Linked DNA regions of Homo sapiens: region 2 is linked to region 1. A link is a contact called in ENCODE Hi-C or POLR2A ChIA-PET data. All regions are on one chromosome and are shown on one strand. Each heading gives the region's core, a stretch centred on a gene start or an enhancer-like site at or near the end of the contact. The rest is flanking DNA. Distances are from core to core; before and after follow the strand shown. Region 1 has its middle 19 kb from the start of SCYGR1. Region 2 overlaps TM4SF20 (transmembrane 4 L six family member 20).

Evidence for each region. A loop is a pair of places that touch in the nucleus more often than their neighbours do. ChIA-PET counts read pairs that join two places held with the same protein, here RNA polymerase II (POLR2A). Pooled maps may share reads with other maps.
Region 2: a loop to region 1 is called in a map of ascending aorta, with 4 times the contacts of the local background. The contact joins two enhancer-like sites. A Hi-C loop is called at or near these places in 5 of 168 maps with a recorded cell type or tissue (CD14-positive monocyte, MCF 10A, Right ventricle myocardium superior and 1 more), 1 of 37 single-sample maps with no recorded cell type and 15 of 50 pooled maps. POLR2A ChIA-PET finds 5 or more read pairs at or near these places in 4 of 52 experiments (GM12878, MCF 10A, T-cell and 1 more).

What each region holds. Positions count from the first base shown.
Region 1 is chr2:227,405,202-227,408,991 of GRCh38, forward strand. No RefSeq gene overlaps it. Among named protein-coding and RNA genes, the nearest start is that of SCYGR1, 19 kb to the left of the region's middle. Within about 2 kb of position 1,575, at least 19 of the 41 ENCODE cell types and tissues checked have a DNase peak (open chromatin) inside an H3K27ac peak, as active enhancers do; they include CD14-positive monocyte and ascending aorta, where a contact is called at or near this core.
Region 2 is chr2:227,365,456-227,369,196 of GRCh38, forward strand. It overlaps TM4SF20 (transmembrane 4 L six family member 20), which reads right to left. Exons shown (of 4, transcript NM_024795.4): 3 at 638-789. Among named protein-coding and RNA genes, the nearest start is that of TM4SF20, 12 kb to the right of the region's middle. Within about 2 kb of position 1,677, at least 8 of the 41 ENCODE cell types and tissues checked have a DNase peak (open chromatin) inside an H3K27ac peak, as active enhancers do; they include CD14-positive monocyte and ascending aorta, where a contact is called at or near this core.

The DNA.
Region 1 (3,790 bases), core at 325-2,824:
GTCAATGTGAAAGTATCTTTTATTCTAGTCTCTTTGCTGTAAAAACCAGTATAAGGCTGGGCATGGTGGCTCATGCCTGAAATCCCAGCACTTTGGGAGGCCAAGGCGGGCGGATCATGAGGTCAGGAGATCAAGACCATCCTGGCCAACATGGTGAAACCCCGTCTCTACAAACAATACAAAAATTAGCCGAGTGTGGTGGCGCACGCCTGTAGTCCCAGCTACTAGGGAGGCTGAGGCAGGAGAATTGCTTGAACCCTGGAGGCAGAGGCTGCAGTGAGCCGAGATTGCGCCACTGGCCTCCAGCCTGGGTGACAGAGCAAGACTCCATTTCAAAACAAACAAACAAATAACAACAACAACAAAAAAAACAGCATAATAGAGGCTTGGGCCACCAGTCTCATCCAGGCCACACTTGGGTCAGTGACTGTGGGAGCTTCAGATTCAGGAGTTTGGTGGACTGTGCCAGAAACACGCCTTGCACCTGCTTACAGGGATGGAGGAGCGAGGACTGAGGGGGGCCAGAGATCCAAAGTTCTTGTATCTCCATAAGAAGGTGTAGGAGCAAGCCGAGCAGTCTGAAATTGTCATTAAGAACAGAAAACCTGCAGATGGGCATATTTACACACATGGCTTATGTGGGTGTGGGTGTGTGGATGGGCAACATCAAAGAGGATATGAATGGTGATTCAAAAGTCAATAGGTCAAATATGAAAATGCTAGGAGGACATCTTCATGTATCTACTGTATAGTCCAACTTTCGGTTTATGGAAAATGTCCAGCTCTTTTAGAAGGTAAACATTTTCTGACTGTGAGCTCTTGAATATGAATTTTATGGTACCTTATACATTTTTTAACTTTCAAAGCTCTGGGTTGGGTAGTTACCAGTACCATCTTCACAAATTCTGGATTCTTCTGGATGTTCTTGACTATTCTGGGAAAATTGGTGCGTTTGTTCTCCCTCCGCCTTGTACCGAGGTCTGCAGGCTTAAGGGATGTTAACAAGGCTTCAATTTGCTGTGTGCATTAGCAGGTGCTGGAAACTACGTTGCCAAATGTGTCGTAGACACAAGAGGGCGATGTGTGCTCAAATGTCAACCTCACCGAGGAAAAGGAATTCATCCTTCAGGAATTTTTGGCTGAATTCCCAGACCTAAAAAAGATTAACAAAGTGTGTTTGGGAGGGGCAAAATTCACTGTGAAACCTAATCAAAGAGGCAGGATGTGATGTCAGAGTGTGGAGACAGCCTGGCAGGAGCTTGGAGGGGATTCTTATCCTTGAGTTCAGAACTGGGCAGTACTCTAGGCTAATGATCGTTATAATCAAGACTTGTCCTCTGTCTGGATATTCAGAAAAGACAGACTTCAAGGCTGCAGAGAATCAGTGGCTGTCTTGGTCTCTGATTACAAAAACTTTATTCTGAGAAAGCCCCTCATTCATTGGAGGAAAACTGGCTGTGCACTTGTTACATGCCAGGCATGAGTCTTGTAGGGGCTAAGAATTCAGCCTTGAGTAAGACAGCCGAGGCCACTGCCCTCTGGAAGCATCAGTGACCCTTGGCACGTACTCCCATCTATTTGTTTCTTTTCTCTCTGAGCCAGTCCAAACCAGCAGTATCTACATCATCTTTTCTTGTTCTGAAAGAGAATGCAAGTCACACATTTATGGCTGTGGGCCACATTTTTTTAGAGATGCCATCTGGTTCCAGTTTTTCTGACTGTTTGTGGAGAGTGGTGATTCCAACAATCTTCTACCAAATGTAAGGGGGTGATAAAAGTGTTCAGTGTTTGCCACAGAGATATCTCTAGCTTGGCCTGATCTCAGTGCACTGCTTTTTGGGTTTACTCAACAAATTGAACAATGCTCAGCCCCTCTTCCATGGAACCTTCCCAATCTCTTTAACCAGGGTTACACTGCGACTCCTCTAAGTCTCTGTACATCATAGCACTTTTGTGGGAGACCACTGCTACTTCAAATCTCTGCCAATAGCACCATGTTTCCTTTCGTTGCTAGCTTTTTAGAATTCTAAAGCCTACTTGGCCATTAGATTTTTTTTATTTTTTTTTTTTTGAGACAGGGTCTCACTCTGTTGCCCAGGCTGGAGAGCGGTGGTGCAGTCACAGCTCACTGCAGCCTCAACCTCTTGGGCTCAAGTGATCCTTCCACCTCAGTCCCCCAAGTAGCTGGGACTACAGGTGCTCACAACCACACGCAACTAATCTTTGTATTTTTTGTAGAGACAGGATTTCGTTATGTTGCCCGGGCTGGTCTCAAATTCCTGAGCTCAAGAGATCCTCCCATTTTGGCCTCCCAAAGTGCTGGGATTACAGGCATGAGCCATTGTGCCCGGACTAGCTATTTTTTAAATTGGAGTTTGAGGAAGGAGGAACAGAAAGGCTGCATCTGCTTAGTAAATGACTCCCCGCTGCCAACACACATACCCAGCAGATGGCAACACCCATGAAAATCCTTTCATCCTGTTGTGAATGGTGGATTCCCAAACTCTACAGGACCCTGCACTAGTCAGCATCTGCTCTTCCCTCTTGAGTCAGGGCAGCCTGCAAAAGTCTGGTGTGTATCATAGGCATCTTGGGGCTCACCTTCTACAGAAGGTCAGAGGGCACAGCAAAAATAGCTTTCTTGCTGTGACCTAATACATAAACCCTGGCACACTTCCGCCTGTCAGATGGGAGCACGCCCCTGTCCTCGGGCTGTTTTTCGCTGTCGCAACAGGCTGTTCTGCCGTTAATCCTTTCCTGTAATTCCCGCCGCCTCGCTCGATCTTGCAATTCTCTTGCCCAGTGGCCTTTACAGGGGGTCATTACTGGGACACGGGGAACCAATGTGCGGTAACAAATGCAAGCTGACAGCAACACGTTCCTCGCCAAAAGTGGGACTCTTGGGTTTTGTGTGTGTCAACTCAGAAGAAACGAGAAAAAGACCCCACCATGTGTTGGATGAGGATGGAAATTGGATGCAGTGACTAAAAGTGCTTTGATTAGGTGAATCCGTTGACAGTAAGAAGGAAGAGATTCTCAATGTGCTTGGCATTTCACTTTGTCTCACTTTGGGTGAATAGTCCCAATTCTGTCAGACGTGCATCTCTTCGTCTGTCAGCTCCGTGTCTCTTGCCAGGATGCTTCTCTCTATCTATCAGGCAGAATTTTCAGATGTTGTCTTTCCTGTCAGGAAAAGTTTAATTCATCATTTTCCTCAGGCCTTGAAAAAATTTTTACAGGAAAAAAATGGTGGTGGTGGGTTGGGGGTGGGGGGTTATGACAAAAACATTTACAGATTTTTCTTCACATATAATTTTAAAATTGCCTATTTTTGCTAGGCACGGTGGTTGAAGCCTGTAATCCCAGCATTTTGGGAGACCGAGGCAGGTGGATGACCAGAGGTCAGGAGTTCAAGACCAGCCTGGCCAACATGGTGAAACCCCATCTGTACTAAAAATACAAAAATTAGCTGGTCATGGTGGTGGCACACTCCTATAATCCCAGCTACTAGGGAGGCTGAGGTAGAAGAATCTCTTTAACCCGGGAGGTGGAAGTTGCAGTGAGCCAAGATCACGCCATTGCACTCCAGCCTGGGCAACAGAGCGAGACTCCATCTCAAAGAAAAAAAAAATTACTTACTTTTGAGTAGGTAATACATACACACAGTACAAAAGTCAAAAGGTTCATACAAATGGAAAAAACTCCATACTCTCTTCGCCTCCATTCCCCAGGCACCCAGTTCCTCTCAACGGAGGCAACCCTGGGTACTAGTGGTTTACATCTTTCTAGA
Region 2 (3,741 bases), core at 427-2,926, 40 kb before region 1:
GAGCCACTTATTAAGTACATGTAACTCTCCAGTATTACTTGTTATTACATGACTTAAAATTTGGATTCATTCCCATGCATACAGTATATTTATAGCATATCTGTATGAATCCATTGGTTGCTCTTCCATTTAAGCCTACAGGCAAGGCTCTGCATTTTATTTATTGTGTTTTTATTAAATTTTTTAAATTGTAAATGTAATATTTGCTCATGGTTGACAAATTTAATTAGTTCAGAAGTGTAGAAAGTAAATGTTCTCTTCACTCTCATAAAGGGAATCCCCTATTTCCATTCTCCAAGGATGAAAGTTAAGTTTCTGGTGTATATTTGCATAATTTTTTAATATACATACACATATGTAACTGTAGATTTTTGAAAGACAAGCATAAGCCATTTGAGATCAACTAGTCCTTTTAGACAATATCTAAAAGTCCTTTTAGAGCATTGTAAATCTAATGATTCCTCCATTTTGATGTGGAGTTGTGCTAACTGGCGTTAATGTACTAAAATTCCTAAGAATCCGTTTGTCCCGGCAGTTGCATCAAATAAAAACATGGCATTGTTCCAGTACTGCATTAATCTAATCAAACTAGTTCAACTGTGTGAGACAGTAAGCCTGTGAAAATCAAGTTACTTACCTGATGTTTTTCAATGAAAATTCACAATTGGCATTACTGTTGCTTGGAGAATTACACATGAGAGGACCTTTTAAGAGAGCCTGGATGGATATCAGCATGCAATACAGAGCACCAATGACTGTGATCACACTGAAAAGTGATGAAAGAAACATCTGAAAAATAAAATAGAGCCATTTGCACATGTTATGACATGTTCTTGATCTGTTTCAAGCTTCAGGAGCGTATACAGTCTTTTTTAAATCCAGTCGCCCTAAAATCCTGGATCTTAAGATCACAGTTTATTAGGTGTGAATGATACAAAAAGGCAGAGGGCAGTCTCTGCTATTTGATTACACTCAATAAAAGATGGTTGGGGCTGGGCATGGTGGCTCACACCTGTAATCTCAGCACTGTGGGAGGCCAAGGTGGGTGGATCACCTGAGGTCAGGAGTTCAAGACCAGCCTGGCCAACATGGCAAAACCCCCTCTCTACTAAAAATACAAAAACTTAGCCAGGCTTGGTGGTGGATGCCTGTGATCCCAGCTACTTGGGAGGCTAAGGCAGGAGAATCGCTTGAACCCGGGAGGCAGTCATCCGAGATCGTGCCATTGCACTCCTGCTGGGTGACAGAGCAAGACTCTGTCAAAAAAAAAAAAAAAAAAAAAAAAAAAAAAAAAAAAAAAAGATGGTTTGGCTTGTCACTGTCTCTGGAAAATCTCAACTTTCATATTCCTGAGTCTCATCTGTTTCTTCTGACCACTGAGATCTAGTTCCTCCCTGTTTTATGTACTTCCTACTTCATAGAATCTTGACTGGATCTTAACTACGTTTATCTTCATGTCTGGTCTCTTGGCTCGCAAGCGTTTGGCCCTGATGCTTTAAGTGAATTTGGCCCTGATGCTTTAAGTGGCCAGTGGCCAGCATCCCACAGTGATCAGTCAACAGCATAGAGTTAGAACAGGACTTCCCAACCTCAGCACCAATGACATTTGCACACTTCGCTGTGGGGCCTTTCCTGTGCAGTGTAGGATATTTAGCAACATCACTCATCTCTACCCACTAGATGCCAATATCATCCCCCGACGCCTTGCCACCTCCAGCCCGGTTCTGACAACCAAAAATGTCTCCAGGCATTGCCAAATATCCTCTTGGGGTGGAGGTGGGTGGGTAAAATAACCCGCCGGTTGAGAGCCACTGTGTTAGAAAGATTGTACACATCTTTATTTCGTGAGTCAGTCATGAGAGCAGAAGAAGGCATGGAATTTGGCATAGGAAACTGAATGAAAGTTCGTGTTTGTTTTTCCAAAAATAAGCTCTTAGGCCAGGCACAGTGGCTCATGCCTGTAGTCCCAGCACTTTGGGAGGCCAAGGAGGGTAGATTGCTTGAGCCCAGGAGTTCGAGACTAGCCTGGGCAACGTAGTAAGAGCCCATCTCTAAAAGAAAAAAAAAAGAAGGAAACTTTTGTATTGTTTCAGTGAAGTTGTTAGTCACTGATGATTATTTCAAAATCAGCAGAAATGAAGCGAGGGAATGCTTTTCCTTTTTCTTTGCTGGGATAATGCAGCTCCCACAGGGTCTGTGTGTTGTGTTCTTGAGACCTGCCTTTTATGAGTGCAGAATAAGGTGGCTACCTATAGAGTTGTGTTGAGGGATGTTGTGCTCTACATATATCATCTCATTTAATTCTTTTCATAATCCCAAGAGGTAGATACTATTATTATTTCCATTTTATAGATGAGAAAACTGTGTATCATGGAGATGGACAAAACTTGTCAGGCTCTCACAGCTGGGAAACACTTTAATCACTATTCTTCTTCCAGCCAAAAGTTCAGAATGATGGATTTGGAGTCTACTTCAAATCCTGATTCTTCCATGCTACTGTGACTTGTGCAGTTACTTAAATGTACTCATCAAGAAGTGCCATGGTGTTTATTTTTAACCATCTATTTTTTTTTTTTTTTTTTTTTGGAGACGGAGTCTCGCTGTGTCGCCCAGGCTGGAGTGCAGTGGCATGATCTCGGCTCACTGCAAGCTCCGCCTCCCGGGTTCACGCCATTCTCCTGCCTCAGCCTCCTGAGTAGCTGGGACTACAGGCACCCGCCACCACGCCCGGCTAATTTTTTGTATTTTTAGTAGAGATGGGGTTTCACCCTGTTAACCAGGATGGTCTCCATCTCCTGACCTTGTGATCCGCCCGCCTCAGCCTCCCAAAGTGCTGGGATTACAGGCGTGAGCCACCACGCCTGGCCGCCATCTATTATTTATATATATATATATATATAATTTTTTGTTTTTGAGACGGAGCCTTTCTTTGTTTCCCAGGATAGAGTGCAGTGGCGCTATCTGGGCTCACTGTAACCTCTGCCTCCTGGGTTCAAGAAATTCTCCTGCCTCAGCCTCCCAAGTAGCTGGGATTACAGATGCCCGCCACTACACCTGGCTAATTTTTTTATTTTTATTTTTTGTATTTTTAGTAGAGACAGGGTTTCACCATATTGGCCAGGCTGGTTTCAAACTCCTGAACTCAAGTGATCCGCCCACCTCAGCCTCCCAAAGTGCTGGGATTGCAGGCGTGAGCCACCGCACCCAGCCATATTATCTTTGAGTTCTCATCCCTACAAAAGGCCTGGCTTTAGAAAGTGATTCCAGGCATGTGTATTTCCCCTAAAGGGGATTCACTTAAATGATTCAGCAAAACCATTTTGTATTCAGAAGCAAAAATAAGAACTGGAAAAAGGGAAGAAGCAAAGAACAGTTAAAATAGGGGACAAGCCTTGGTCAACCCTTTCCCTTCCTCCCAAGATGTTGCCTTTGCCACTTGTCTCATGTTTTGGTCTTATCTAGGCCTCAAAGACACCAGATACGACATAAAAACCAGTTCTTAGAGGATACACCTATCGGAAAAGCCTATATAAGTGTTTTGATATTTTTGATTTCAGGAATTCAGAAATGTCTCAGGATGTCAAGAATGTTGTGAACACCACATAGAAAAGATACAAAGTCAAATTCCAAATTATTATCGTTTACAAAGAAAAGTGACAGGGAAGGGAAACTGAAAATTAGTGTTTATTGAATACCTAAAATGTATTCAGACAAAAATAGACTAGAACTAATTAGCATAAT